2 separate regions of the Homo sapiens genome follow, and region 2 is linked to region 1. Evidence: chromatin loops called from intact Hi-C (ENCODE). Cell type or tissue: CD14-positive monocyte. All regions are shown on one strand. Links, peaks and the distances in the headings refer to the core of each region. The heading gives the core; the rest is flanking DNA.

Region 1 (16,310 bases), core at 3,206-11,205:
TCTTTACTTTTCAGGCATGCACGGTTCATTTCGTTTCTTCACTGAGACTTGACGGAGGGCCTTGGTATGTCAGGAACATCTTTAGTGTCTGGGGAACAGAGGTGAAAAAGACATAAGGTGCCCACTTGTGCAACTGACACACAATAAACACAAACAAGAGAAATATCAGGGAGTAGCCACTGAAATGCAGAAAGTTAGGGAGTGAGTATCCTCGGGACACACCAGCTCCTATGGGTGGAACAGTACCCAGGGTGTCTTGGGGTTTCCACGTGAAGGAGCAGGGAAGTGCTCGGTGAGGTCCCTCAGGCTAGCAGGGCCTGTCCCGGGAAGTAGGAGGGCAGGGAACTGGGGAGGAGGCCAAAGGAGAGACCGGCAGATGCGGATGGCCTTGGAGTCCATTTCCAGCACCTTGGCAGGCTATCAGAGGGTTTCAGCAGGAGAATGGTAAGACTTGACTTGGGTTTTTCAAAAATCCCTGAGCATTTTCAAGAATGCCTGAGCTGTTTTAGAGACTGGATTTGGGAGTGGGGAGCACGAGTGGACTCAAGGGCCAGGTGGGGCCTCCTACAGTGTCCGGGGAGACAGAGGGTGGTGGCCCAGGGAAATGTGGGGACAGATGGGGTCCGGACACATTTCAGAGTTAGGGAACAAGATATACTGAGGGATTGGAGAGAGGAATCAAGGATGACTCCTGGGCAGAGGCGGAGTGGACGCCCACTCACCAGCGACTCAGGCTGAGCGGGGCTCTGCCCTCCTCGCCTCCCTGCAGCTTCTGGGTGGAGAGGCTCTTTCTCCCTGCTCTCCCCTTCTTTCCACTCTTCTGAAGACACAGCTCAGCTTGCATCTGGTTGCATGCAACAGAAATGGATTCTGGCCCACTTCCAGAAGAAAAGGATGTGATGGAAAGAAGTGGGTTGGGGTCAGGCTCAGAAACCCCAAGAGAAGCTCCTGGGGAAGGGAGGGGCTAGGGCTGCTGGGGTCCCTGAAGCAATTGCTGATGAAGGATCCCTTCTGCTGTGGAGGTAAATCTCCAGGAAAGGCCTGAAGTCCCCAGATGGCTTACTGGAAATCCACACTTCCCAGAAAGTCCAACTGGCCAAGCAGGATGTCCTGTTGTGACAGGACATTTCACCCACAGTCTCACTCACCAAGATTAACGGTGAGAAATGTCCTGTGCGAGAAGTCAGAAGAGGGAGCAGAGGCTGGGGCCACCAAAGCTCGCAATACAACCCGCTCTTGGCTCTATTTTCAGATGTTTTGGGTGTGAGTCCTGGCTCCAGAGCTGTGTGATGTGGCCAGACTACTTATCTTCCCTGTGCCTCAGTCCCCCATCTGAGAACATGGAGATAATAGCAATGTCTACTTGATAGAGATGTTATCAGAATTGAGTGTAAAATAGAAGAGTTTCTGGTATCAGATCAATGCTCAATACGTGTCCTTGTTATTACTAATTATTGTATAACTATGATTCCTCTTGGACAAGCAGGGACAGAGGATCTTAGGGGAAGGAAGCCAAGTAGGGGAGTCAGAGGCCACGTGAATTCCCTCAATGCAGAGGGTCCACCATGTGCCTGCTCAATGGGGAACTGACCCATGACTGTCTTTAGGGATGGGTGGGAACCTAGAATGCAAGTTCTCACTGAAACAATCTCTGGGCCAGTGAGTTTCTGGAGCAGCCAGCACACACCTGCCTAATTCGTGTTAGAGCTAAGCTCTACTTATTACAGCCCATTTCTGTGGTCAGCATTCTCAGGTGCTTCTGTGGCAAGATGCTCGCTCAGCACCTGCCACACAGTGGCAGAGAAGGTAAGAAACCTGGACTCGCACCACCCCCCAGAGCGGAAACAAGGCTCCCTGCCTCTCTGGTATCCCAGGGCTCCAAGCAGGAGTGCAGGGCTGGAGGAGGAGTGAGCAGGTCCCAAGGCTAGGGTGAAGAGGGCTTCCGGAGAAGTGGACAGCAGGGTAGGGGCTGCAGGAAGGACACAGGGCTGAAAGGGTGGCTGCAAGACAGCACAGGGCAGTGCAAAGAAGGAGATGGAGGCTGCCTGGGCTCCCTGGGAGGGAAGGAGATGGTGGTGGGGCGGGCCTGGGGGCAGCTGCAGCCCTGTCACACCTGTAGAGATGAACAAAGAAAACCACTTTAGTTTGTTAATGTTTGAAGGCGTCCTCAAGATGAAAAAGAGTTAAGAGTTACTATTAAATACTGTAATTACGCGTTTCAAAAGCCCTCAGAATAGGGAATGAGGAAAACAGCTCTACACATCACTGTGCATCTGCGTGCAGGTTAATGCCTGCTGACAAGGACATTTCCGCTCCTCATCTGGGAGCAGGCCTTGACTATAGTCATCCAGGTTCCCAGCTCACCTGGGCATATTAGCATATTAACCTAGGAGAGAGAAGAGACAGGGCTGGGGCCCCTTCTGGTGCAAGACAGAGAGATCCTTCTACAGCCTGCACCCTCATCTCAGAGGGACAGCCCGTCACCTTTGCCCTACGGGAGGAACTCACACAGCCAGCAGGGGACAGACCCTGGCCTGATCCCACCCCCTGCCCACTCTACCTGCCCCCTTTCCAGATCACCCCAGCTGAGAACATCTGCACTAAGGCCATGGCTTTAGTGCACATCGAAGAGCACCCGGGGGGAATACATTTCCAGAATACATTTCCTAAAAGATTGCACAGGTTACATACATCCCGTTGCAGTGACACAAAGTCCTGAGGTGGCAGGGTCCTGACTGTTCCCTGGACTCATGGCAGTGACCCCCAGTGGCCCACACCTTGTGTCATTCCCTTCCCTTCCATGTCAGCAGGACCTGAGGCTCACTTGTAACTGATAAAGCAATGCAGAGGGGACGGGCTGTCCCTCTGAGATTAGGAGCGGGATGTAGAAGGCTCCCTCCGGCTCACATCATCAGGAAGCTCCTCCAGGTGGCCTTGCAGAACAAGCTGTGCAGTGAACTGTCCACGGAGAAGACCGCCTGGCAGAGCGTTCTCCGGCCCACAACCAGTGAGAAGTTGATAAAAAGATCTTTCAAACAGCTTTATTCCCCTGAATTTGAAGTCAGAGATAAAAGACACAATCCTGCTGGGCACAGTGGCTCATGCCTGTAATCCCAGCACTTTGGGAGGCTGAGGAGGGTGGATCACAAGGTCAGGAGTTCAAGACCAGCCTGGTCAACACGGTGAAACCCTATCTCTTCTAAAAATACAAAAAAAAGAAATTAGCTGGGCATGGTGGCAAGTGCCTGTAATCCCAGCTACTCAGGAGGCTGAGGCAGAGAATTGCTTGAACCCCAAAGGCAAAAGTTGCAGTGAGTGGCGATCACGCCACTGCACTCCAGCCTGGGTGACAGAGCAAGATTCTGTCTCAAAAAAAAAAAAAAAAAGACACAGTCCTAGGAGAAACAAAATCTACCAAAACTGACCCACACACACAAATAGAATACATGAATAGCCCTTTACCTGATAAAGAAATGAAATATATAATTCAAAACCCTCCCACAAAGATTACTCCTTAAGAGATAAATTCTTCCAGAAAGTGGTAATAGAGGAAACAGTTCCCACTCAATTCATATGGCCTGCATGATTGTAATCCCTGAACCCAACAAGAATGTGAAGAGAAAGGAAAATTGCAGGCTGATCTCTCTTACAAACAAAGGCATAAAATCCCCAATAACATATTAGCAACCTGAATCCAGCAATTTATAAAACAGGGATAACAGATCATAACTAAATTGAACTTATTCCAAGAATGCAAAGTTGGTTGAATATTGAAAAATCAAAGTATATTGCCATATTAAACAGATAAATAATTTTTAATTATATAAAATCATTTTAATAAAGGCAGAAAAGTATTTGATAAAGTTCCAGCTATTCATTGAGAAATAAAAATAAAATCCTAAGCCCCACAACTGAGTGAATGGACCCTTTCTTGGCCAAGGGGACCCCAGGGTTAAAAACTTCAGTGTTATAAAGATGTCAATTATCTAGAAGTTGATCTGTAAATTCAATGTGATTCCAGTCAAATTTCCTGTGTGTGCGTGGGGTGGGGGGTGGGGGGAATGGGGTGTGTGTGTGTGTGTGTGTGTGTGTGTGTGTGTGTGTAAAAGCTGAGGGCCGGGTGCGGTGGCTCACACCTGTAATCCCAGCACTTTGGGAGGCCGAGGCCGGTGGATCGCGAGGTCAGGAGATTGAGACCATCCTGGCTAACATGGTGAAACTCTGTCTCTACTAAAAATACAAAAAATCAGCTGGGCGTGGTGGTGGGACCTGTAGTCCCAGCTACTCCGGAGGCTGAGGCAGGAGAATGGCATGAACCCGGGAGACAGAGCTTGCAGTGAGCCGAGATCACACCACTGCACTCCAGCCTGGGCGACAGAGCAAGACTCCATCTCAAAAAAAAAAAAAAAAACTGAGTTTCCGGCCATGACGGGATGAGAGGTCAGACCCACCTGAGTATGCCCCCTTCCTTATTAATCTTTAACCAGAATTATTTCCTAAGGAATAAGCAGAAACCAGCTCTGGAAAACAAGAAACAGACAATCATTAGCCAATCACCTCAGGCCTCAATCAAATGATCTCTTGCTTTTGTGCGTTCGACACAGCTGACAAACATCCCTTTCTGAAAACTGACCACCATCTCTTGACTAATTTGGGTCAATTTACGGAGAACTCTCAGTGAGAGTTTTTTTGTTCTCCATTTCACCTTTAGACATCAGAGAACCTAAAACTCCATCCTTGGATGGTGCTAACACTGCCCATTTTAAATATGTGACCAGTGAAGAGGTGTGAAGCTCAACTGTGTATTTTTACCTTTCATGAATATTCGTGACTCCTCCCATAGCGTGCTGAATATGCATACTTAGCCAGCCGGTTCAGCATGAATTCCTGACTTACTCTTCCCTCCCTCCAAGCACTTGCTCTCGGTGTGAAGGCTGTGCTTCCCAGCCTGCAGGATGGCCGATCTACGGGCTGCAACCCTTTATGAGAAATAAAGCTCTCCTTTCCAAATTGATGAACCTTGTGATTCTCTTCAGTTTGCATCATGTTTTTTTTTTTTTTTAGAAATCGTAGAAAAGTGGAAGTAGGACAGTTCCTTTAACTGATAAAGGGTAATCATAAATGTGTATTTAATGGTAAAATGTTGAAATCCTTTCTTCTGGGATTGGGAGGAAGACGGATGCCACTCTTGGCACTGGTGATCAGCACTGTGCAGAAGCCCATAGCCAGAGAATGGCAAGAAAAGGAATAAAGGGTGCAAGGATTGGAAAAGAAGAAATGAAACAATCAGTAACGTGAGTAGTACGATTGCCTAGGATGAAAATCCAAGAGGGTCGATGGGAAAATTGTTAGAATTTGAAAGTACGTGTAGCAAGTTTCCCAGATAAACATCAAAATTCAGAAATCAGTTATACATCTTCATACTAGCAACAAAGAGAGAATTATTTTAAAATATATCATTTATGATTATACCAAAAATATCAAATGCTTGGGAATAAACTTGATGAAAGATGTGCAAGAGTCTATACAGCAAAACATAAAACAACATTAAGAAATTTTCAAAAGACCTAAATAAATGAAGAGCTATACCATGTCTACGGATGAAAAACTTCAATGTTATAAACATGTCAATTCTCTAGAAGTTCATTCATAAATTCGGTGTGATTCCAGTTAAATTTCCATTATGTGTGTGTGTGTGTCATGTGTGTGTGTGAAACTTGACAAGCTGATTCTAAAATACATGAAAATGGAAGAGCCAGGACATTCAACAAGGTTGGAGGACTTGTTCTAGTGGACATCAATTTATGATATACGCTCAAGAATTAATCCAATGTGATATTGGCTCAAGGATAAAAAAGAAAATCAGCCAATGGAACAGACTAGAACACCCAGAATGATATCACAAAAATATGATAGTTGATTTCCGAGGAAGGTGGTCCCACAAAGTGGTGGGGTCTTTCCAAGGAGTCCTGTGGAAACACTGAGATCAGATATGACCCTTGGCCACTGCCTCCCACAATTCCAGGTACACTGAGAATCTATTTGTAAAAGGCAAAACCCTAGAGCTTTGGGTTACTTTTAGAAAGTAATGTAGAATGTCTTTGAGACTCGGCAAAGACTTCTTAATCTGGATGTAAAAAATTCTAACCATCAAAGAAAATACTGAGAAATAAATATTTCTCATAAATACTACATTGAAATGAAAAGTTGTATGTATCGAAAGAGACTATGAAGACAGCAAAATGGGCAAAACTAAATAGTAGTGTTTAGAGATGGTGCTGAGAGGGTAGGGTAATAAGGGAAGTGGGAGGGGATGACCGTTCCCAGCTGAGCAGCTGGAGGGGGATGAGGAGCTCGACAGGCAGGGGGCACCAGAGAGCAGGAGAGCTCTCGAGGCTGGCCACATGCAATTTCCTGAACTGAGTGGTGTTTATATGAAGGTTTGGTTTATAACAATTAACTAAGCCATAACTCATATGTTTTCTGAGCTTTTCTGAATAGGTAGCATATTTCACAACAGAAAGAAGTAAAAATACCTACATAAATATTTAATTATTTTAGAAATCCACTTGGACAGTTTAAGTGGATTGGTTTTTTGAAATGGATGGTAATGATATGTGAGCTGTGTATTTTTTTATTCATTATTTTTTGTGAGGAGACAGGGTTTCACTCTGTCACCCAGGCTGGAGGGCAATGGCATGATCTCGGCTCACCGCAGCCTCCACCTCCTAGGTTCAAGTGAGTCTCCTGCCTCAGCCTCCTGAGTAGCTGGGACTACAGGCATGCACCACCCCACACCCAGCTAATTTTTCTGCTTTTAGTAGAGACAAGGTTTTGCCATCTTGGCCAGGCTGGTCTCAAACTCCTGGCCTCAAGTGATCCGCCCGCCTCAGCTTCCCAAGGTGCAGGGATTATAGGCGTGAGCCACTGCACCTGGCCTGTGAGCTGTATTTTTTTTTTAAAAAGAAAAGGCTCTGCAGGAGCTCATGGAGGAGAATGTGCTGTTTCTTCAGGCCACCCTATTACACTCGGGAAAGGTGCTCATGCAGCAACTCAGATTCAGCACCTGCATTTAAAAGCCTCTTGCCTCATTTATGTCTGTCTGCCTGGTCTCTGCAACGACTTTGCTGAAATAAGCATCAGCTCATAAAGTCAAACATGCCTATTCATGACTGCTCCACCCTGCGCCGTGCAGACCGCGATGAGACACCCATGTGTCCTGGAGATACAGCTCAGCAAGACACAGTGACAGGGAAAGTCATCTGACGAGGGGAGTTCTTTTCCTTCATGTCTAATTCTTCCAGTCAGGTGGCAAAATAGTCAGTGAAGAGGAACAACACAAAATGAAAAATTCCATTCTGCACAGTGGAAAAATTCAGTGTTTTCAAGGACACTATGACCAAGCAGGCCAAAGGGTGCTGAGCAGAAGCAGAAGAGCCCGTGGGAGCTGGGAATAGCCAGGTTGGTGAACCAGTGGACACCCACGTCTCTGCATGGAGACCAGCCTTCTAGGAACTGGTCCAGTTGTTTACTGTTTGGGGCAGTCAGATGTCCCTGAAAGTAGCTCTAAAGCTGGGAATAAAGGTCCCAGAGCAAACTACTCAGTGAAGAACCCCCTGAAAAATTAACACAGAGAACAGCCTTGCTCAGCCCCTATGTGCAAAATGACTTGGTGAGCTTCAAGAGCAAGGGATTGCAAGGACTTGGCTGATGGTTCCATGATACTTTCATCATCTCCAAAAGCCCAGTGGCACACACAACCACAAGGCTCAAAGAACAAAGCCAACGTTTACTTGGCTCTGAGTTCAAATTATTTTCCAAGCATTGGGTAGAGGATGGAAAATAAATATTTAATTTTCCTTTATATTTTAAGGGAAATAAGCATTCATGAAAGTTACTAGAACCTGAGATAACAATGCATTACGGGCCAGGCACGGTGGTTCATTCCTGTAATCCCAGCACTTTAGGAGGCCAAGGCAAGTGGATCACCTGAGATCAAGAGTTTGAGACCAGCCTGACCAACATGGTGAAATCCCGTATCTACTAAAAATACAAAAAATTAGTTGGGCATGGTGGCAGGTGCCTGTAATCCCAGCTACTCAGGAGACTGAGGCAAGAGAATCACTTGAACCTGGGAGGCAGAGGTTGCAGTGAGCCGAGATTGTGCCATTGCACTCCAGCCTGAGCAACAAGAACAAAACTCCATCTCAAAAAAAAAAAAAATGCATTACATAGGGAAATCATTGTTTAGATTTCCCTTGCTATAGAAGAAACTGACATCATAGTTCCTTTTAAAGTGTAACCCTGAAAAAGACTGGCATCTGTAACAATTTAAAATATAAAAAAGAAACATATGTAACTTTTTTAAAAAGATATACAATAACAAGTGTTGGTGAGGATATGGGGCAACTAGAAACATCGCACATTGCTGATGAGAATGCAAATTGGTGCAGTCACTTTGGAAAACAGTTTGGTAGTTTCTCTGAAAAGTTAAATATAAACTTACTGTATGAGCCAGAAATTTCACTCCTGGGAATCTATCCCAAAAAAATAAAAACATTCATCCACACAAATATTTGTACATGAATGTTCATGGCTTCATTATTCATAATATTATTCGTAATGTACTTGTCAAGTCAAAGCAAAGGAAGGCATGTGCAAATTATAAGATGATTGTAATTATAAATTATAAAGTGATTATGATCTATTTAAAATATACTTTTTAACAAGGATACAAACATGGGAAGGGAAACTCCCCATTGATTTTAACTGAAGTGATACCCAAGAAGGAGGTGCTCCATGAATACGGATGGCAAAATCATATTTAGGAATATCAAAACATGATTTAGAAAATCAGACAGAAAATATACTGAAGAAGAGTTAAAATAAGTAAGCAACCATCTCTCTGGGGATAAATAATCTGAAAGCTGATATTTCATGGAAACGCTTGGGAACTTGTCTGGCCAATAAAATCTTGAGACGGCAATGGCTGTGGTGACATGACTGACTATGTTTTCTAGGAAATAAAGAAGAGTAGACTGACATATTCGGAAGAGAGGAGGAGTAAAGAAGGCAAGAAAAAGAAAGAAAGAAAGAAAGAGATAGAAAAAAAAGAAAGAAAGAAAGAAAGAAGGAAAGAAGGAAAGAAAGAAAGAAAGAAAGAAAGAAAGAAAGAAAGAAAGAAAGAAAGAAAGAAAGAAAGAAAGAAAGAGAAAGAAAGAAAAGACAGGTTTAAAAAGACAGAAAGAAAGGAGAGGAACGAGCACAGTGACTCACACCTGTAATCCCGGGACTTTGGGGGACTGAGGCAGGAAGATCACTTGAGGCCAGGAATCCGAGACCACTTTGGACAAAAGGACAAGACCCCATCTCTTCAAAAATAAAATAAAATAGCCAGGAGCAGTGGAGTGTGCCTGTGGTGCCAGCTACTCGGGAGGCTAAGGCAAGAGGACTGCTTAAGGCCAGAAGTTTGAGCCTGCAGTGAACTGTGATTGCACCACTGCACTCCAGCCTGGGCAACAACGCAAGACCCTGTCTCTTAAAAAATAAATAAATAAGAAGCAGAAGAGGAAAATGAAAAAAGAAAAATAAAATAAACGCTCTACAGAAGTTTGCAACAGCAAAATAAGTGATTGCAATAGCACAAGAGACAGCAGGGTTAAGGTAGATGGAATGATACTATATTCACATCTTATACTTTATGTGATGTGGCACACCATCACTTTATGTGGACTGTCTTTCCAGGATGCCATGTACAGGCATGCAAAGCCTTTGGTTGAAGGTAAGGATGCATATTCTAATTCTAATGTTTGTATCCCCTGTAGGTCTATTTCTATATTGGGTTGTTTCTGCTTGTTCTTATTAATGTTACCTTGTCTCCTCCTGTGTTTGACTAATTTCTATTCCAGACATTGTATTTGAAGTTATTTCTAGAAATACTTTGAGGCCTAAAAAATTTTCATGACTTCTGTAAGTCTCCTGGCCAAGAAGCAACCTGGAATTACCTAACTTTTTTTTTCAAAACTTGAGAGTTTCTGAGCCCCCAGATGTTTCAACACCAGGCCACAGTCTATTTAAAGTGGGCTTTGTTTTTGTTTTGTTTTGTTTTGTTTTGTCTTTACCTCTGATTCAATGTTACTCCAACAGTGTGGCCTTTTAGGGTTCCAGTCCAAAGCACAGGAGATCACCATGGGTACCCCCAGGCTCTGGCACTCCAAACTCCCCCCACATTCTTCCAGGATGTCAAATGCATTGCTGGAACACTCAGCCATCTCCATAGCAAAAGTGACCCAAGTTCCAGGCTCATGTCTCTGAACTTCTGTCTTCTCTTGCATCTCAGTCGTGGAATTCTTCACATCCTGGCTAGCTTTCTGATGCTTTCAAGCAAACTTTAAAACATACCTTTTCCAGCTTTCCTATTTGCCTTCAGCAGAAGAACTGGGTTGAATTACTTAGTGTAGCATTGTCAGAAAGTCTCCAAATCAAATCTTAATGTTTTAAATATTGGGGGTCTGTGATGGCAGAAAAACACCCACATGAAGAGATAATAGAGTTTAATTAGTAAATATAAATTAATAATATGTTTTAATACACATAAATGTAAGTTAGTAAATATGTGCTTTGGACTGGAACCCCAAAAGGCTACACTGTTGGAGTAACATTGAATCAGAGGTAAAGACAAAACAAAACAAAACAAAATCTAGGCTGATAGTGCAGATGTATTTATTCATTGATTCATTCATTTATTCAACCTCTCACTATGAGCCAGGTAGAGTTCAAGGGATTTAGAGTATATCAGTGAACAAAACAGTTGAGGACGCTCTCACGACTGCATGTCACTGGGACAGGACATAACCTGTACAATCACCTTTAAAAGGTACTTTGGATGTGTTCTCCAAGACACAGACTCACATGCATGCTTCCTAAGTGCACTAAAGCTATGACCAGAGCGCAGGTGTCTCCAGCTGTGTGATCTGGAGAGGGAGGCAGGTAGGAAGGGGGCAGGGCTGGGGGCAGGCTGGGCTCTGTCCCTGCAGCTGTGGCAATCCCTTCTGCACTGGTGAGGAGCAGCCCAGCCCTGTCTCTTTTCCCTCCTTGGTTAATATGCTAATGTGTCCAGGTGTGCTGGGAGCCTGGCTGGCTTAGGAGGTTGGCAGACCCTGTCGAATGCCTGCCCTCACAGGCTCCATGAGAATGCTCCGTGCTTTCAGCAGGAAGTGTTACTCTACACTCACATGCCAAGGGGCCACCCTCTCCGACTCATCAACTCGCTCTCCCAAGGGTTTTTTGGAACACAGGTATTGCCTTCAGCAGCAACCCTGAGCTTTCTCCATCTTGAAAATTTCTTCAAATGTTCATAGGCTGTAGCAGTTCCGTTGTTCATGCTCTCTTCGGTGAGATCAAAGGGCATGTGATTGGCCAGAAGTGGGGAAAGAAGCTCTCAGTCCCTGAGGAGCTCCAGGTGGCTGACTGCCCTCAATGTCCCCATGTGCCATGGCCCAGCCAAGAGCATATTCTCTTGGTGATATCAGTTGAGTCCATGGGCAGGCCGCCTGCTGTCTCCTCTGCAGCTCCCTCCCATCCTGTCCTCCAAGAATCTCCCCCTCAGTCCTGCCTGCTGTGCCTGTGTGTCTTTAACTGTGCCCTGGGTATTACTTGAAAACCTGCTTGTAGACACGCTCAGAGGCCGAAGATAATAACACTTTCCTGAAGAGAGGACTTGTCTGTGCCTCTGTGCTGGCCTTGGTTCAGTTTCAGGGACTGCGATGGTCCGGGCCGCGCAGGCGACAGAGAGCTGGGTTGCAGGCGTGGAGCGGACCCTTGACTTAGTGAACTTTTGGAGTTCTTTTTCTGCACCCACCAGCCTTCGACCAGGTCTGGTTACTGCTGACTCCAGGATTCAAGGCCACGGTGGAAAAGCAGATCCAAGGGCTAGATGAGCTTCCTGGGTTCCAACCTTCTTCCAGACCTTGGCTGGGTGATTTTTCACCAACCTGATCACTTTCTGATGCCCTGGAGCAGCACACCGTATTTTATATTGTGTGAGCTTTTCTAGTTCTCCTCTGTAGGACAGTTGATCTAAATTACTGCATCCACCACTATCAGAGGCAGAAGCTCTATGTTCTTTATGGAGAAAGCTTTCAAATAATGCAGAAGCGTGCCCACAGGAAAAGTGAACATTGGCCCTTCCGGCTCACTGCCAACCCATTTCTATGGGGAGCAGCTGCTGCAGTTGGTATGGAGTCTCTGTGTGTGCATACATGCATAGGTTTTTATTCCTCGACTGAACAATCTCCTCACCATGGGAGGACCAGGGGGCGTGACAGCTCCACTCTGGGAGTTGCTGCTCCCTGACGACCATCAGCACTCCCGGCCTCTCTCAGGACCGTCCCGTGTGGCTCGCCATCCCAGGTGGCCCTGCCCCCACCCCTTCTCCAGAGGATCTGGCAGCTGTATTTTCATTCCAAGGTACCTGACCTAAAAGTGTATTGGCCGCATGTTGGCATCTGTCCTGACACAGGGAAATCTGTCAGGGGAGAAACAGACTTGTCCACACTGCGTGATCATCCTCTGTGTTGTGCCATTTTGGTTGCTGAGGACAGGAAGGCAGGCAGACGTGCCGCCTCCACGGGGATTTTTATAGCAAGGCCTGAGGGCTCCAACGCCTCTTCGGCTGGCTGAGGCATGCAGAGGGATTTCCAGGCACAGTGTGTTTTCCAGTGCATGAACAGGAGCAAGTGCTGCCTGAGATGGGCGGCCAGCAATAGTGGGAGCCTGTCACGCCCTGTACACCTGCATCCTGTCTGGTCCCCGTTTTAACAAGCACAAGTATTAATGGCTTGGCCTTAGCAGGTGCCCTGGGAGGCTGGGGCAGGTTGAGGTCTGAGCAGTGCAGCCAGCCTGTCACCTGACTCACAGCCCCCATCAGCTCTGCTTTCAGAGCAGGGACAGTGGCTGTCACACACATCGCAGAGCACAGGCCAGCACTGTCTAGCTCTTGGGGCCCTCAAGGCTTACAGCAACAATAGAATTGTCTCTTCACTTAGGATGGATTTGTGCCCGTTTCTCTCTCCATCTCCAGACACGCTGGAAACACACACATCAAACAGGGCCAACTGAGCCTTCTGTCCCCATCTTCACTACTGAAAGAGCTTTTCAGCTGACTTTTAAAAAAAATTCTTCACTATCACACACATGCATTCACACATTTTTTGCGGATCTGGAGAAGTGTTGGCCGTATGTAGCTGTAATTTGAGAGAAGGATATCAAAACACAAGTCCATGGTTTTCTCCGTATTGCCTCATGACAAATTATGTGTTACACATATTTTGTGAACTTCCTTAAATCCTTCCTGGAATGAAACAGGTGTCTTAGTCTGCAATCCTCCAAAAGCAGGCCCTGATGCAGGTAGCTTTTTGGAAGGTGGGTCCAAGAAGCACAAGTGAGGGATTAGGGGGCTGAGCCAGGGAGAGGTGAATGGCTTCCAGGATGCATTCATGGGCAGGTGACTGTGGGTGATTGGCCTCAGTCCCACCACAGATGCTCTGAGGACCTGCATGGAGAACTCCACTGAATTGTCCCTGTGGGTGACAAGCAGCCTGCCCAGGGTAGCCAACTGCCCTGCACTTCCCTGTCACACCAGCCTGCATGGGACGTCCCCGGGGACCAGAAAAGCTCTCAAGCAAAGAGACTGCTGCTGTGCTGAGATGCGATGCTGCCCACCTGCTGCAGCTGTAGAACCCAGGCAGGTTGCAGGGATTTGGGGAGGGGGACCAGCAACATTGGTTTGCTGGGCTGTATAGAAAGAAATGAGACCACAAATCAAAGAGCCTTTGAAATGACCTGTTTGTTTAAGTATGTGAGTAATTGACCCCAGTCTTGTCTCCGGGCCACGGTAAGGGCATTCAGGAAGTCCCTCCTCACATTCATACCATCGGGTGAGAAGAAGGCAGGGCTCGCCTCCAGCAGGGTCTGCTGTCAAGCAGGGGGTCTTCAGGTGTCTGGGAAGATGGGCTCCAGGGGCAAAGGCAGCAGCCACCCCCTGCACAGTGAGAGATGGGAAAGGGTAAGATGACCTCCTCCGAGAGAAGCAAGACAACTCTAGCCAAGAAAGGAATCCACAGCCTCTCCCTTCTGTGGCGTCAAGGTTGGCAGGTGTGAAGGGGGGCTCTCAAAATATTAGAGTGTTAAGACAGACTTCCAGTTAAAAAGTCGTAGGATAACCATGGGCTCCCTCTCCAAATGTCCCTAAAATAAGCATACAGGACAAAAAGATAAAAACCTACCTATACCCAAGCAAGGACATGGATTCAAATATGTGAAGAACTCCTGCAAGTCAGTAAGAAAAGGGCAGACATGCTAATAGAAAAATGGGCAAAATATTTGGATAGTGCAATGGGTATTTTTATGGGTCCACTTGACTGAACCTCAGGGTGCCCAGATATGTGGTCAGGCATTATTTCCAGGTGTGTCTGTGAGGGTGTCTGGAAGAGTATTTAAATTGGTGGACTGAGGAATGCAGGTGGCCCTCCCCAGTGTGGGTGGGCAGCATCCAATCCATTGAAAGCCCAAATGGAACAAAAAGGTGGAGGAAGGTTGAATTTGCTCTGCCTGCTTGAGCTGGGACATCAATCTTTTCCTGTTCTCAGTGCTCCTGGTTCTCAGGCCTTCAGAATCTTCTGAAATTCCTTCTGGAATCTAAACCATCAGCTCTCAGGCCCTCAAACCATACCATCAGCTTTCCTGGGTCACCAGCTTGCAGATGACAGATTGTGGGATTTATCAACCCCCATAATTGTGCAAGCCAGTTCCTTATAATAAATTTCTTGTAAAAGACTTGTACGAGGCTGTTCAGAGTACAACTGCACATAATCGCTACAAACTGAAGCAATTCAAATTCCACCCTCAGTAGAATAGATAAGATATATTGAAATACAAAAATATAATCACATATTAGGTAAATTATATATTATTAATTATATATAAACCATGTATATAAATTATGTACAATATATGCATGAATAAATTATATATTATATAGAATATATGATATATTACACAGCTATATCATTACATTGTGTTGTATAATACATAAATATATTATTATACATATCTATATATTTAAGTGACACTTATATCATGCACATGGCATATTACAGAATGGAATCCAATGTGGCAATAAGAATGGATGGACCATGCTCATGAGCACCTGGGTGAATCTTACAGCATGGACATAGCATGGTGTTGGAGGTGAGTCAGACACAGAAGGGACACTGTGATCCAGAGACAGAATCAGAAACCAGCCACACTAAGCTCGGTGGCCACACTCTGCCACCCTGAGTGTCTTCAGGCTCATTCTCAGGAGGAGTTAAACTGCAGGAATGGGCCAGGGCCTGCTTGTTCTCCTCCCAAGTCTCTGGTTCTATTTGGCTTTTTCAGCTCTGTGCATCCATTACCTTGGTGAAAATAAACATTAGTTTAAAAAAAAAAACTAAGTAAATCAACTCAGGCAGTGCAGGATGCCCAAGGAGCATTTGAACAGAGCTGTCTATGTGTCAGGCAGCCCCAGGGAAGACCCAGGGAAAGCAGCCCTCGTGGGTAGGGCTGGGGCAGAGGACACCCTCCCAGGCACCCACGCTGCAGGGGCTGTGGGTGCTGCCACTGCCCTTATGTGGGTCCCGTCCTTTAAACCTCATTTTCAGAGCTCAAATGAGGGAGCCTGGCAAGACGTACCTAGAGATGCACGTGTCAGCCAAGGGGCCACTCTGGGAACTCAGTCTCCTGGGAGGCTTGAGGACATGAAGTTTATGTTTTCACAGAAAAAGGAGAATCAAGCTCTTCCCCAACAGACACAGGCACACATATGCAAGCACACATACCCACAGACATGCACACACACACGCATACATGAAGAGGCATGTCGACACACGTGTATGCATACATGTGAGCAAACATGGACGCAGGCCCACATGTGTGCGTGCTCATACACACATGCACAAACTCAGACACACAGCACATGCAGGCACATACACATGCCCATGTGCACACACGCTGGCTGCACCATGCATGTACTCTAAGGGGCAACGTGGTGGTGAGGTATTGCAGTGACCACGGCAGAGCAAAGAGGAGGGAGAGAAACTGGTGACCCAGGTCCTGAGCAGGGCAGGGTGCTGTGTGGCACTGCCCTTCCCTCTAAGACATCATCCTTTCTGGTTCACCGAGGGGACAATGGAGGCCCCTCAAAGTGACCTCAGGCCTTAGCTCAACCCCAACAGCTAAGAGGACTGGAGACCAACACAGCACTTTCTCAT
Region 2 (16,310 bases), core at 2,657-10,656, 170 kb after region 1:
AATGAAATAGCCTGAGCAAGTTATAAGCCACTGGGTACTGGCATCTGTTCACCAGCCTCTCGGTCTCCAGGACACAAAGGGAGCCCTGGAGATTTGAAGGGTCGACGCTTTAGCCACTGTGGGGCCTCACCCCAGCCTCGTTGTTGAAAGAAGGGGACCCAGAAGCTCTTCTGGGGCCATCGTGCTGTTCAGTGGCCTCAGCCAGACTGGGCAGGCACCTACAACATCTCTAAAATGTGGACTTCTCATTAGAATGAAGATTGGGCCCCTGGTGTGGACATTCGTGAGAATGACACTCTGTTCCAAGGGTCACTTAGGGACCCAGGCTGGTGGAGGCTTCCAGGGCACATGGGCACTGATCCTCAAAGGCAGAAGGGGGTAGGAAGAGGAGGGCCGCACAGAGGGGGTTACGGGTCAGTGCCCACCCGCCATCTCCCAGAACTCGGTCACATGGCCACACCAGGGCAGCTGGCCACACAGGGAGCCTCGCGCCCAGGAGGAGGAGCCAGTGGGTTTGGGGAAGCGCTTGCTGGTCCTACTGGACCACCCGACCCGCCTGTCTCTGTAGGAGCCTCCATTCGTGGGGACGTGGCTTAGTTGCCTGGACAAGCGGAAATACATCCTGCCTGCCGTGGGGTCCTGTGCCTTCTCCTTGGGCCTCAGTAGGCTCCAGGTGGGGGTGGAAGGCCCAGCTCCATGGCCATGGCAGCAGGAAGTGGCTGTTCAGTGGTAAAAAGACTGTGCCGCCTGACCCCATCAGGCTCTCTCACGGTGATCAGCAAATGGAGAAACGGCCAGTACCACGCCCTCCCCCTGTCCTACAGCTGGGGAGGTGCGCTGTGCCTCCACCCTCACCTCCTCTCCCCTGATGACAAGCATGGGGTTTTGCTTTTTATTTTGGTAAATACACATCAGATGAAATTTGCCGTCTTAACCATTTTTCATTGTGCACGTCAGTGGCATTAAGAACATTCACGTTGTTTTGCAGCCATTACCACTGTCTGTCTGCAGGGTGCTTTTCATCTTCCCAAACAGAAGCTTTTTACCTGTGAAATACAAACTCTTCATTTTCCCCTCCTCCAGCCCTGGGCAGCCGCCATTCTGCTTTCTGTTTCTGTCTGGGTACCTCATATGAGTGGAATCACACAGTATTTATCCATTTGTAACTGGCTTATTTCACTTAACATAAAGTCCTCAAGGTTCCTCCCTGCTGTAGCAGGGGTCAGGGTTTTCCAAGGCTACATACTCCTCTGTCGTATGTGAATACCGCATTTTGTGAGTCCCGCATTTTGTGTGTGCGTTCATCCCTTGATGGACACGGTTGCTCCCACCTTCTGGCTTCTGTGAACAGTGCTGCTGTGAACGTGGGTGTGCAGATACCTCAAGTCCTTGCTTTCCATTCCTTGGGCGCACACAGCAGATGCGGTTTGCTCGGCCCTCTCTGAGCCCACCGAGTAGGCTGTGTCTGTATTTTCACCAGGACTCCTTGGGATGCTGAGCTACAGCTAGCGTGGCAGAGGGCAAGGAAGGCACTTAGACAGCTCAGTTGCCTCTGATCACGTCCACCGTCACTCCAACCTGCCCTCGGGGTCTGACGCGCACACACAGCAGCAGAGACAGAGATGGGAGCATGAGAGCTGCCTGCAAGGGGACAATCCTCAGGCCCAGGGAAGGCGGAGACAGGGGGCGTCGAGGGGCAGGAGTGCACAGGACAGGCTTGCTCTCAGCGGGCCTCACTCATGCTGCCAGGTGCCTGGTCAGGCTTTTTTTCTTTGCCTTTAAAAATTTTGTCTTGAAATAATTTTAAATTTACAGAAGAGTTTTGATGATTGCACAGAAGGATCTTGAGCGCCCCCACCTAGCTCCACATGTCCGATGTCTCACATAGCCAGTGTGCATTTATCTGAGCCAAGGTGCTGTCATGGTGCAGTGCGTTACCTGAACCCCAGACCCTGGACCCTCCTACCTCCCGCCCACCACATTCCTGGCTCAGCACCTCAGGTTGCACTGGACACTGCATCTCCTCGGCTTCTGCTCTGTTCCTGCCTCCCTGACCTCAGCACTCCTGGAGAGGAGTAGTCTGGTGTTTTGTGGTGTGTCTGGTGTATTCTTGTGATTATCTTGGGGTCGTGGTTTTAGGGGGAGCACCAAAGAGGGCGCTTTCTGGGGATGGGGCATCTGTATGACTCGCACCAGCGTGATGACCTTGGTCATTCTGTCCAAGTCACCACCGTCTTTTTCCATGTCGAGTGTGTCGGGGCATGTAGTCCACACTGGGGGTGGGGGAGAGTGAGCCCCACCTCCCAGGGGAGTCATGTGGGAAACCCCCACAGTCATTCATGCTTATTTGCAGGGACAGACTTGGAGGCTACAGAAATGCCCTGTTCTCCCACCCACTGACATCCACATCGACCAGTGGGTCCTGCCTGCAGCAGTTACAGCTGGCTGTCCTGACGACCAGTTCCTCCTTCCCTGTCCCCTCTTCCCTTCCACAGTCATCCCTTGGTCTCTGTGTGGCGTCGTTTAGTTTTTACAGCTTAGTTTCATTTGGGCTGCAGCCCAGCCCCATCCGGGAGAAGCGGAAGCTGGGGCTGAGTCTCCCGCAGGGTGCAGGAGGTGGTCTGGATCCCCTTGGGACAGGCCTTGCCCCCCAGAGCCCACCCCACCCTCCACAGCTACCCTCAAGCCTCTCTTTGGGGTGAGGAGTCAGGCGGGCCCCACTTGGCCACCCAGGGCACCCTGCTCTGCACTGCATGGTGTTCACGCCACCTCGCAGGTGCCCCCCGCGGGACCCAACAGGACCAGCTGTCCCTTGGAAGTTACCCAGCTTGGCTTTGCTGCCAGAGAATGTTTCCGCCACCTCCACAAGCCGCGCGATGCCCGAACTGTGATCTGGGATGTCATCCTCAATCCTTCCCACAAACGTGGCTCACACATGGCCTCATCTGCCCAGGTCTCTGCTGCTGCTGCTGCTGTGAGGCCAGCGGCGGGCCAGGTTCCCTCTGCTGTGTATTATCACAGTTTCCATCCTTGGGGGCTTTCCCTTTCTCTCGTGGGTCTGTGTCCGCACAGCTGGATGTGTGGCCTGGGGCTTCCTGTATTGGCATCAGGGCCTGTGATCTTCCAACCACACTCTGAAGTTGACTCCGAGCGTATCCTCTGAGGATGAAGGTCGTGTTTCATCTGACTGTAAACCACTAAGTCATGTGTAAATTTGGGAATCTTGTATTGTTAACCAAAAGGTGTCCCCAGGCTGTTGAGGCAGATGCCCTGGGCAGAGGCTAGAGAGCGCGCTCCACGGGCCACCTCCAGGTCTGTTGCACGCCCCCGAGCTTCAGGTGGGTGCACTGCATGTGGGGCACCCTCCTTCCAGCTGAGTTCCGTTCAAAAGCAGTCAGCAGCCCTGGATGCCTGTGTGCTGGGCACTGCTGGTGCCAGGTGGGCTGATGGGATGGACCTGAAGCTGGTGTCACTGGGAACCAAGTGTCCCAGAAGGTGGGAGAGTCTCACCTGCCCTCTGCTGTGGGTGTGGCTGCTCTGGAGCTCGGAGGTTGACTTCCCGTCTGTGAGCTCTTCCCTTTTACATATAGATAAGTGAAAAGCAAAAGGCATTGTTCCTTTTTTATGTTTTGTATCACGATCTCCTCATCCTTTGCATGTCGTCCGTTTGGCATCCCTGTTATGTTAGGCCTCTGCTGGATCCAGACCCTCACGAGAGGCTCCCCGCCCACAGGTGCTCACATTCTGGCTCGGGGGACGAGGTTGGGCTTCGAGGTGGTGTGCTTCAGCCTCTGGCTGCAGCCCCTTCTCACCTATAGTGAGGCCGGGAAGATGACCGGGAGTGCCAGGCTCATGCATCCTCTGCTGCAGGGAGGAGATCTGGAGGTGGGGACTGAACAGCCTCCCCACTGGCTAAGAGAAACACGTGCAGAGAAGCGCTTTGCTGGAGGGCAGGCACCTGTGGGTGCCCAGACAGGGGAGAGAGGGATTTGGACCTAAGGCCCAGTGAGCCCTGACATAGCACGTGGATTCTGCAGGAAGGTCACAGACCTGCCTTGTTTGCCTCTGGTTCTGAGTACCTCTCCTCCTTACTGCAATGTCCCCTGAAGGTACACTCTGGCTGCTTCCCACACACTGGTGCAGAAGCAGAGGCCATGCTCCTGGATGCCTGCTTGCCTGATGCTAGTTCTTCTCTGTCTCATACACGCAGGGCAACAGGTTTGTCTATGCTGGCTCTAACTCGGGCGTGGTCCAGGCCCCGCTGGCCTTCTGTGGGAAGCACGGCACCTGCGAGGACTGTGTGCTGGCGCGGGACCCCTACTGCGCCTGGAGCCCGCCCACAGCGACCTGCGTGGCTCTGCACCAGACCGAGAGCCCCAGCAGGTATGGGGCGGGATGCGCTGCCTGGGGATGTCCCCCATGTGTGTGGGTGAATAACACGTGCCGGTTGTTTTGCAGGGGTTTGATTCAGGAGATGAGCGGCGATGCTTCTGTGTGCCCGGGTGAGTGACTCCTCGACGTCCCATTTCCTTTGGGAGTGGCGAGGTCTTGTAGCCATTTCACGGTGCTTCAGTTCTGTGGCATTTGTGTGTGTTTTGTTTTTCTTTCTCCACTCGGAACAGAGGTCAAGTGTTCTGTAGCAGACTCGTGGTCTTCTCTGTCTTTTTTTCTTGCCGAAAGAGTACTTGAAGCCACTTAGAGTGTATCTGCTTACTGGGAAGCAGTCTCCTTCCAAAACCATCCTGTTTTCTTTCTGCTTAGCTTGGGGCTCATTAAGCAAAACCTAAGCCTGTTATAAATGGGGAGAAAGGAGCCCATGAGTGATTAATCCTCAGGCAGTGTAAGGGCTGGGGTGGTGTTTCCCCTGGGGCTCCCACCTGGGATTCACCCGCCTGTGGATGTCTGAAATAGCACCACACCCAGAGGGAGGGGTGGCATCAGGCCAGATGCCCCTTCCCCAGCAGCCACCTTCCAGGGTGCTAAAGGCAGACTTGACCCTCAGTTCTGTGTCTTCCTGACCCTGACAAGACAGCTGTCATCAGACTAAGAAAGGTTTAGGCAGCTGGGCATGGTGGTACACGCCTGTAGTCCCAGCTACTAGGGAGGCTGAGGCAGGAGGATTGCTTGTGCCCAGGGGTTCAAGGCTCAGTGAGCTTATCATGCCACTGCACTCCAGCCTGGGGTGACAAAGTGAGACCCAGACTCTAAAAAGAAAACAAAAGCTGGCCGGGCACAGTGGCTCATGCCTGTAATCCCAGCATTTTGGGAGTCTGAGGCAAGAGGATCACTTGAGCTCAGGAGTTCGAGACTACCCTGGGCAACGTGGTGAGACCCTGTCTCTACAAAAAATACAAAAATTAGCCAGGCCTGGAGGTGGTCACCTGTAGTCCCAGCTACTCTGGAGACTGAGGTGGGAAGATCCCTTGAGCTGGGGGGGTTGAAGCTGCAGTGAGCTGTGATTGCACCACTGCACTCCAGCCTGGGCAACAGAGCCAGACCCTGTTTCAAAAAAAAGAAAAAAAAGAAAAGTTTAGGCAGGAGGAGAGTGCTGAGATGCACTGAAAGGCCAGTCTTCCTTGCAGCCATTAGCAGAAGCGTCTCGTGTCTGATTCAAAGAGCTGACACTAGGCACAGAACTGGCCTCTGCTCAGCTTCCCCAGCCTGACGCGTTTTCTTCTGGGACACGGGTGAGAAATGGGATTTCTGCTGCTCAGAGCTGCCTCCAATTTCTTTGTCCCCATGGGCTGTCATCCAGGGCTCATCTTTGCTTTTTGGTCACGCATGTCTTTATCTCCTTAGTTGTTCTGGAAGATTCCATGTTGCTACAGTGGGTGAAACTCTTGCGTCATCTTGTGGGTATTTTAAAGAAGTTGTTAAATAGCAAATGGGGATTGTTGACGCTGTGCACGTTTATTTTGATGTTCCAGATAAAAGTAAAGGAAGTTACCGGCAGCATTTTTTCAAGCACGGTGGCACAGCGGAACTGAAATGCTCCCAAAAATCCAACCTGGCCCGGGTCTTTTGGAAGTTCCAGAATGGCGTGTTGAAGGCCGAGAGCCCCAAGTACGGTCTTATGGGCAGAAAAAACTTGCTCATCTTCAACTTGTCAGAAGGAGACAGTGGGGTGTACCAGTGCCTGTCAGAGGAGAGGGTTAAGAACAAAACGGTCTTCCAAGTGGTCGCCAAGCACGTCCTGGAAGTGAAGGTGGTTCCAAAGCCCGTAGTGGCCCCCACCTTGTCAGTTGTTCAGACAGAAGGTAGTAGGATTGCCACCAAAGTGTTGGTGGCATCCACCCAAGGGTCTTCTCCCCCAACCCCAGCCGTGCAGGCCACCTCCTCCGGGGCCATCACCCTTCCTCCCAAGCCTGCGCCCACCGGCACATCCTGCGAACCAAAGATCGTCATCAACACGGTCCCCCAGCTCCACTCGGAGAAAACCATGTATCTTAAGTCCAGCGACAACCGCCTCCTCATGTCCCTCTTCCTCTTCTTCTTTGTTCTCTTCCTCTGCCTCTTTTTCTACAACTGCTATAAGGGATACCTGCCCAGACAGTGCTTGAAATTCCGCTCGGCCCTACTAATTGGGAAGAAGAAGCCCAAGTCAGATTTCTGTGACCGTGAGCAGAGCCTGAAGGAGACGTTAGTAGAGCCAGGGAGCTTCTCCCAGCAGAATGGGGAGCACCCCAAGCCAGCCCTGGACACCGGCTATGAGACCGAGCAAGACACCATCACCAGCAAAGTCCCCACGGATAGGGAGGACTCACAGAGGATCGACGACCTTTCTGCCAGGGACAAGCCCTTTGACGTCAAGTGTGAGCTGAAGTTCGCTGACTCAGACGCAGATGGAGACTGAGGCCGGCTGTGCATCCCCGCTGGTGCCTCGGCTGCGACGTGTCCAGGCGTGGAGAGTTTTGTGTTTCTCCTGTTCAGTATCCGAGTCTCGTGCAGTGCTGCGTAGGTTAGCCCGCATCGTGCAGACAACCTCAGTCCTCTTGTCTATTTTCTCTTGGGTTGAGCCTGTGACTTGGTTTCTCTTTGTCCTTTTGGAAAAATGACAAGCATTGCATCCCAGTCTTGTGTTCCGAAGTCAGTCGGAGTACTTGAAGAAGGCCCACGGGCGGCACGGAGTTCCTGAGCCCTTTCTGTAGTGGGGGAAAGGTGGCTGGACCTCTGTTGGCTGAGAAGAGCATCCCTTCAGCTTCCCCTCCCCGTAGCAGCCACTAAAAGATTATTTAATTCCAGATTGGAAATGACATTTTAGTTTATCAGATTGGTAACTTATCGCCTGTTGTCCAGATTGGCACGAACCTTTTCTTCCACTTAATTATTTTTTTAGGATTTTGCTTTGATTGTGTTTATGTCATGGGTCATTTTTTTTTAGTTACAGAAGCAGTTGTGTTAATATTTAGAAGAAGATGTATATCTTCCAGATTTTGTTATATATTTGGCATAAAATACGGCTTACGTTGCTTAAGATTCTCAGGGATAAACTTCCTTTTGCTAAATGCATTCTTTCTGCTTTTAGAAATGTAGACATAAACACTCCCCGGAGCCCACTCACCTTTTTTCTTTTTCTTTTTTTTTTTTTAACTTTATTCCTTGAGGGAAGCATTGTTTTTGGAGAGATTTTCTTTCTGTACTTCGTTTTACTTTTCTTTTTTTTTAACTTTTACTCTCTCGAAGAAGAGGACCTTCCCACATCCACGAGGTGGGTTTTGAGCAAGGGAAGGTAGCCTGGATGAGCTGAGTGGAGCCAGGCTGGCCCAGAGCTGAGATGGGAGTGCGGTACAATCTGGAGCCCACAGCTGTCGGTCAGAACCTCCTGTGAGACAGATGGAACCTTCACAAGGGCGCCTTTGGTTCTCTGAACATCTCCTTTCTCTTCTTGCTTCAATTGCTTACCCACTGCCTGCCCAGACTTTCTATCCAGCCTCACTGAGCTGCCCACTACTGGAAGGGAACTGGGCCTCGGTGGCCGGGGCCGCGAGCTGTGACCACAGCACCCTCAAGCATACGGCGCTGTTCCTGCCACTGTCCTGAAGATGTGAATGGGTGGTACGATTTCAACACTGGTTAATTTCACACTCCATCTCCCCGCTTTGTAAATACCCATCGGGAAGAGACTTTTTTTCCATGGTGAAGAGCAATAAACTCTGGATGTTTGTGCGCGTGTGTGGACAGTCTTATCTTCCAGCATGATAGGATTTGACCATTTTGGTGTAAACATTTGTGTTTTATAAGATTTACCTTGTTTTTATTTTTCTACTTTGAATTGTATACATTTGGAAAGTACCCAAATAAATGAGAAGCTTCTATCCTTGATTTGGGGAAGACATTCCTTAGCGGAGGCTGTGCAGCCTCCCGCCCCTGCATGGCCCAGGCGGGACAGCTGGGCTCGCTCTTTTCTGTCCGTTTCCTGCTGTGTTTTGCCCTCTCTGGCCTGTGACGTGCTCCTGGCGACTTCTTCCTCAGTGCCCTCTCTTTTCTGTCCTCTCTGTCTCACAGCCTCGTCTCCTAAGCCCCTCCCTCCTCCTGGCTCCTCTTCCCTGTCCTGTCTGGGCCATGTGGGGGACAGGAGGCTTTCCTCTCCCTGGACCCCCTGGCCAGCCTCGGGTGCGGGGCCCGACAGCAGCTCGAGGGTCTCCTTGCTGCCGCCCTTCCTGAGTGACCAGGCACAGCACGTGCACGCCCTGGGGAACTTCTACCTCTTCTGCCAGGCCACAGGTGAGTTGGGCCCTCTCTGTCCCCTGTGCCCTGTCCATCTGTCTCCTCCCACAGGTGGGGGGCGGGCGGGGGCATCCTCCACATCCCTCCACATGTTCCTTTACCTTCCTTATCTGTCCTGGCTGCGTCCCTCGGGTTGAGCCGTTTCACGCTTTCATTGTGGGTCCATCCCGAGGGAAACTGTAGACAGTGTGAAGCCACTTCTAGTGTACAGGGGTCAACCAGTGTTTTCTGTAAAGGGCTAGATATTTAGGCCTTGTGGGCTGCAGGCTGTGTCACAGCCACTAAGCTCTGCTGTTGTATTGTAAAACCAGCCATAGTCAATACACAACGAGTGGTCAGGGCTGTGTGCCAGTAAAACTTTATTTATAAAAATGCACGGTGGGCCAGATTTGCCCCAAAGGCCCCAGTTTCCCAACCTGTGGTATATAGGATTGCTTCTCCCTTAAAAAAAAAAAAAATTTCAAGAGACAGGGTCTCCCTCTGTCACCAAGGCTGGAGTGCAGTGACACAATCATAGCTCACTGCAGCCCCTGCCTCCTGGGCTTAAGCCATCCTCCTGCCTCAGCCTCCAGAGCCAGAGTGCTTCTATTTCTGCTAACAATTTGGAGGTTGATATACGTGGTATTTGGAAATTTTAAAAAATTAAGAGCTTCCAGAATGGGAGTTGTTTTAATGACTTGCTTCGTGGTATTTAAAAGCGGAAAAGATTGGCGGGCATAATCCCCCTGCTTTGGGAGGCCAAGGCAGGAGGATTGCTTGAAGCCAGGAGTTTCACAGCAGCTTGAGCAACATAGCGAGACCTGATCTCTACCCAAAAATGTGAAAAAAACTAACCAGGCTTGGTGGCACGTGCCTTGAGGATTGTTTGAGCCCAGGAGTTTGAGGTTACAGTAAGGTATGATGGTGCCACTGCACTCCAGCCTAGATCACAGAACAAGACCCTGTCTCAAAAATCATCATCATTATAAAAACAGAAAAGATTGAGAGTCTAGTGTACTCCTCTGGGACCTGGAGGCATTTGCCCTGGATTGGAAAATACTCGGATGGGATATCTGCTCTTGAAAGATAGTAGATGTCCAGAACCACACTTCAAAGATGTATCCTGTGCTTCAGGCAGTGCGTGGTAGCCCTGGTGGCCCCTGTGTTGTCATCTGACTGATCAGTAGATACAGAAAGAAAGGAAGTGGCCTGTTAGAGCCTGCCCCGGGGGAGGGATGAAGTTAATGAAGAGGAAAAGCAAACCCAATTGCTCTCTTTTTAAACATGTTAAACACACTGTCAGTAGCTCCTGAGAGTTTTAAGGTGCTGCCCTCTCCTGTTAAACAAGCTCTGAGAGCCCCAGGTGGCCCATGTCTGCTGAGGCCAGAATGTCCCTTGGCAGCCAGCACTGGACAGGAGAAGCTGCCGGTGAGCATGGAGCACTGTGGAGACGGAGCTTTGCTAGGCTGGCTTGTGTGGTTCCTGCCCTCCACTGGGTGCTACGGACCAAGGCTGTGCTGAGCCCCCTGTGGCCGCTCTCACAGCTGAATGGTGCTCCTCGGCCAGCTAGTTTGCCTTGGTGCAGGCATCCCAGAGGACTTCATGTCTCCATGGAGACTGTGTCCTGTCGCAGCACTGGGGTCCTTCAGGCAGACTCAGGAAGCTCCTCCTCGGTGGGGAGGCTGGGAAGCGGGCGGGTCTCTATGAACTGGCCGTGGACCCAGGGCTCCTTTGCGGGCAGATGCAGGCAGGCTGTATGGTCAGGCAATGTTGGTTGGTTATTTATTTATTTATTTTTGAGGCAGAGTCTTGCTCTGTTGCCCAGGCTGGAGTGCAGTGGCACGATCTTGGCTCACTGCAAGCTTCGCCTCCCAGGATCAAGCGATCCTCCTGCATCAGCCCCCCTAGTAGCTGGGATTACAGGCACACCTCACCATGCCCAGCTAATTTTTGTATTTTTAGTAGAGACAGGGTTTCGCCATCTTGGCCAGGCTGGTCTCAAACTACTGACCTCAGGGGATCCACCTGCCTTGGCCTCCCAAAGTGCTGGGATTACAGGCATGAGCCACCATGCCCGGCTGCTGTTACATTTTTAAATGTGAGGCTCCAGGTGTACCCCCTGTAGCTAGGCAGGCATACACACAAGCCCCTGGGGTCAGCAGGGAATGAAAGATGGGTGCCCAGGGAGAAGGGACATCACTGTTACAGCAACAGAAACCACCCCAGATATTTCAACCACAGGGCATTTAACACAGGGAATTGGTTACAAAGGTGATAGAAGGGCTGGGAACAGTGGGAAGGTGAGGTTTCCATTATCAGCCATGGGCAGGAAGAGTGAAGTGTCAAACACTCAGTCTCACTTGCTGTGCCACCGAGGCTGTGGCCGTGTGATCTGCAGCCTCTCCCTGCCCGCCACACTGCCTTCACTGCTGGAGGTCCTACTTGAAGCCACAAAAATGTTTCTTCCTTCCAACTTCCTGTCTCCTGTCAATGACTCCCATGGCCAGACCTAACAGAAAGCTGGCGGTCACAGATGGATATGGGGAATGTAGCTGTGGGCTTGCAGCAGTGTGGCCAGGAGTAGTGTGTAGAGGGTAGGGGAGCTGAGGGAGGAGGGCAGTCCTTTGCCAGTGCTCAGGATGGACTGAACAGATTGAGAACTGAGGCCCCCAGCCCTCCGCCACCCCCTTTTCACGTGGTCTTTACTTTCTCTCCAGAGGCATTTGGCCCCATCTGGGACATTCTCGTTCACTTGTTCCACTGAGGCCACAGCCTGCGAAGGCTGTGAGACCTCCCCAGGGAGCACCAGCTTAGGAGAGAGTGGCTTCAGCCTTTTCAAGGGTGGGCCGAGGCCAGGGCATCATGGGCATGCCGTGAACTCAGAGGGGCTGTGGCTGTGAATTTCCCGAGTAGGCTCCAGGGTTCTGTTGGGGTCTGTAGATGCTTCCTGCGACAGAGGCCACAGTGTGACTTGCAAGTCCCAGAGACTTTCCTGAGGAGAGTGAGTGCCATTTTCTGCCTTGTGGGCCAGGAATGAGCCATTCCAGGTGAGGCCCAGAGCCTGGAGATTGCAATACAGTGCACTCAAGGCACAGGCCTACCGCTTCTGCCTGTGTCCTCCCCCAGCCACCCAGGGCAGGGCTGCTTTGGAACTTGGCTGGGTTTTTCTTTGCTATAATGGCTGTTTTCGTGGTAGCTGTCACAGTGGTTTGGGGGCTGTCTGATTAAAGGGCTAGCAAAGTGTCTTTAGAATATGAAACTTAAGAGGACATTCGTGGCATCTTCAGTTCCCCATGCTGCGTCCTGGTGCCTGTAGCTCTGCTGGGTGACCCTGTGTCTTGGGGAGCGTCTCACCCCCCAGAGAGGGCTGACTGATGGAAGGTCAGCTGGTCAGGGTTGCACTTGGGGACTGGGTCTGCCCCAGAGCTGGTGGAGGCCCATGTGTCACCCAGGAGATGTCCCCACCTGCCCCAACACTTGGCCAGTGCTCAGAAAGTGGCCCCAGGGACTTGGCCATCCAGGAGAGGTGAGGGCCCTCTGAGGCCAAAGCGCTTCCTGAAAGGGGATCGGGGTGGGTCTGCACAGGGGAAAACATAGCCTGTGGTGTGTGCAGAGGCTGCCAGGGCACAAGGGCCCAACGTGGGGTGCGGTGGAGGTGATGTGGCCACGTGGGCGGAGTAGGGCGGAGAGGCCTGTGTCCTGGGGATGCGAGAGCTTGAGGCCTGGTGGTGGGGTGGAGGCCCACCCTTGTCCTGCACCCAGGGGCCTCAGTGCCCATCCAAGGGAGGGACAGGGCCACACCTGTGGGCCTGTGTCAGGAGCTGGGGTGGGAGATTGGCCACCAGTGCCACTCTCCACCTAGACACATTTCATCCCTTCTCCACCACAGTTCTCGCCTCTAGGAAGTGGAATTATCAGTGGAAGATGATACGGAAAGATCCACTGATGGCCCTGGCACAGGCCAGCCTTGTCCCTGGGGCAGGATGGGACGGTCCTGAGAAGGCCCTGGGACACCCTAGGGGTGTCATAGTGGGAACTATGCCTTTGCAGTGCCCAGGTGAGACAGCACATGGTGTCACCCCAAGCATGGTACCCTGGGCTCAGTGACAAGAGGGGTGGGCAGGTCAGGACTGCACTGCCTTGGGGCCCGTGCCCTGGGAGCCGCTAGCCCTATGATCCTGAGTCCTGGGGGACTGAGTGCATCGGCAGGGCCTGGAGCAGCTGGGAGTGGCCGACTGCCTCAGTGTGCACTGTGGCCGCACAGGAGGGACAGCGGCCTTGAGAGTGTTCAGAGCTGTTGCACAGCCATCCTGCACCGCGTTGGCCCTGGGATGGACTGCTGTCTAAGCTTTGTCATGCGGCTAGCAATGCACATTTACTATAGTCAGTCACCCTGGTACCAGCCGTGAAGGACGGGCAGGGACACACACACCACACCCCAGACACACACACACCCCCGACACACCACACCCCAGACACCACATCCCAGACACACACCACACCACACCCCCCCACACACACCTCAGACACCACACCCCCGACCCACACCACACCCCATACACACCCCCGACACACACCACACCCCACACACCCACCACAGCCCAGACACACCACACCCCAGACACACACCACACCCCCCAGACACACACCACACCCCCCACACACACCACACCCATCACACCCCCCACACACACACCCGACACACACCACGCCCCCCAACACACACACCCCACACACCACACCCATCACACCCCCCACACACACACCCGACACACACCACGCCCCCAACACACCACACCCGACACACACACCCCAACACACACCACACCCCAGACACACACCACACCCCAGACACACACCACACCCCAGACACACACCACACCCCACACACACCACACCCCACACACACCACACCCCACACACACCACACCCCACACACCACACACATACCACACCCCAGACACCACACACATCACACCCCCCCACACACACCTCAGACACCACACCCCCAACACACACCACACCCCAGACACACACACCCCCCACACACACACCCCAAACACACCCCGACACACACCACACCCCCCACACACACACCACACCCGACACACACCACACCCCAGACACACACCACACCCCAGACACATCCCACACACATCACACCCCACACACACACCCCAGACACACACCACACCCCAGACACATCCCACACACATCACACCCCACACACACACCCGACACACACCACACCCCAGACACACACCACACCCCAGACACACACCCCCCCCCACACACCACACCCCAAACACACCCCCACACACACACCACACCCCAGACACACACACACTACACCCCAGACACATCCCACACACATCACACCCCACACACACACCCCAGACACACACCACACCCCACACACACACCCCAGACACACACCACACCCCAGACACACACCACACCCCAGACACACATGCCACACCCCAGACACACACACCCCAACACACACCACACTCCAGACACACACCAACCCCACACACACCACACCCCAGACACACACACCGTCACACACCACACCCCACACACATGCCACAGCCCACCCCACATACGCACCCTACCCCAGACACACACCACACCCCACACACCACACCCCAGATACACACCACACCCCCCCCACACACACCTTATACACCCCAGACATAACACACACCCCACACCCCAGACATACACACCACACCCCCCCACACACACCTTATACACCCCAGACATAACACACACCCCACACCCCAGACATACACATACCCCTGACACACACCACACCCCACCCCAGATACCACACACCCCACACCCCGACATACCCCTGACACAGCTCACCCCAGATACACACCCTACCCCAGATACACACCATACCCCAGACACACAACACCCCCCCAACACACACCATCCCAGTCACATGCCACACATCCCAGACACACACCCCACACGCCACATCCCACACACACACGCCCGACACACCGCACCCCAGACACACACCACACCCACACACATGCCACACCCCACACATACACCCCACCCCACACACACATCACACCCCTCACAACCACACCCCACACACACACCACACCCCACAAACTACATAGACTATGCTAGCCACATACCACACACCAGACACACACACCACACATGAGCATGACGTATACCGCACACATGCCATGCACTGTACCCCCCCACACACATCCCAGACACACATACCACACACACTACACAGACCACACAGCAGACATACCACACACCAGCACCACACCCCCTCACACCACATGCCACACACACCACATGCCAGCATCACACACACACCATACCTCCTTCATACACACCACACACACAAACCAGACACACACCTACATACCACACACCACACACCAGCCACACACCACAAACACACCACACACACCACACGCCACGCATATATCAGATACACCACATACGTACAGATACACCACAATATACACCACACGACACATGTACCACAACACACACACACGACATAACACGCACACACATCACAAACACAATCATGTCCACCACACAACACACACACCATGTGCATGCACACAATAAATGCACAGCACAAAACATCACATACACCAAATCACACACACCACACACACATCAAACACCATACACACAGACCATGCATACTCACTGCACATGTGCACACATACCAACACACACCACACACACACACTGTACACACACCTAAAACCACCCCCATACACACCATACCAAACACAACCACTCACACATGCACCACACACAGCACAGCATACAACACACATCACACACACACCAATCATACCACTGTTACACACACACCACCACACATACTGCACACACCAAAGCACATACACACCACATAGACACATGCACGCTACCCACACCACACCAATCACATCCACACATACACAACCATACACACACACACACACATTGTTGACTTAGGATCGTTTCAACTCACAGTGGGTTTATTGGGATGCAGCCCCGTGGCAAGTGGAGCAGCATGTGTATTGACAAGGGGAGGAAAGCCGTCTGGAGCTGGTGAAGTAAAGTTAGCATGCAGCCGAGCTCTGCTCGTCTGAACTGATGAACCCAAGTTCCTCATGGATCACTCAGAATACAGATGGGTGAAAAAATAACCCCACCACCCGTGTGCCAGCACATAGCGCATCTGGCATACAAACGTAAGGATCAATAGCGATGAATGGCGATGGGTTGTGTCTACATGCAGATACAAATCATGCACTTGTACATTAGTGTGCACACACAGAAACAGATCGATATAATTTTTTAACCAAAGTGCAGTCTTTACCCTGTCAGGGCCCTGCCTTCACCTCTGCCAGGACTATCTTCCATGTCAAGTTTAGACCCGTGTCATTTTCAAAGCTAATAATGGTTCCCCCATACTTTAGGCAGCATTTAGATATTTGGATTTGGGATGGCCTTTTATGTTTTAACTACAGTGTTAGAAATCAGAGCCCTTGGAACCACTGGGATCAGAGGGCAGCAGCAGAAGGCGCCCTTGGTCCTCTTTGAGGGGCCCAGGGCTCTGG

What was found. A loop is a pair of places that touch in the nucleus more often than their neighbours do. Peaks named below come from ENCODE experiments on the same cell type or tissue, not always from the same donor. Only the 100,000 strongest peaks of a DNase experiment are listed, where the experiment ranks them.
Region 2: it touches region 1 in a loop (3.0-fold over the local background); 31 of 110 quality-filtered maps call a loop at or near these places.

The regions. Positions count from the first base shown.
Region 1 is chr9:89,539,282-89,555,591 of GRCh38, reverse strand. LOC124902207 (a long non-coding RNA gene) reads right to left here and starts at 2,226. Exons shown (of 2, transcript XR_007061655.1): 1 at 723-2,226; 2 at 1-88. RefSeq lists enhancers at 1,790-1,879, 1,933-2,534, 5,500-5,669, 12,502-12,571, 13,002-13,061 and 3 more and a silencer at 12,752-12,891. In CD14-positive monocyte, for the core only: CTCF peaks have their summits at 6,179 and 6,378; DNase peaks (open chromatin) are centred at 6,351 and 7,211; H3K4me3 peaks cover 804 bases; H3K27ac peaks cover 343 bases.
Region 2 is chr9:89,369,247-89,385,556 of GRCh38, reverse strand. SEMA4D (semaphorin 4D) reads left to right here. Exons shown (of 16, transcript NM_001371194.2): 14 at 4,211-4,383; 15 at 4,459-4,502; 16 at 5,928-8,322. The coding sequence ends at 6,853. Among named protein-coding and RNA genes, the nearest start is that of SECISBP2, 59 kb to the right of the region's middle. RefSeq lists enhancers at 9,522-9,631, 12,330-12,399 and a silencer at 10,102-10,161. In CD14-positive monocyte, for the core only: a CTCF peak has its summit at 5,850; a DNase peak (open chromatin) is centred at 5,836; H3K4me3 peaks cover 913 bases; H3K27ac peaks cover 5,412 bases.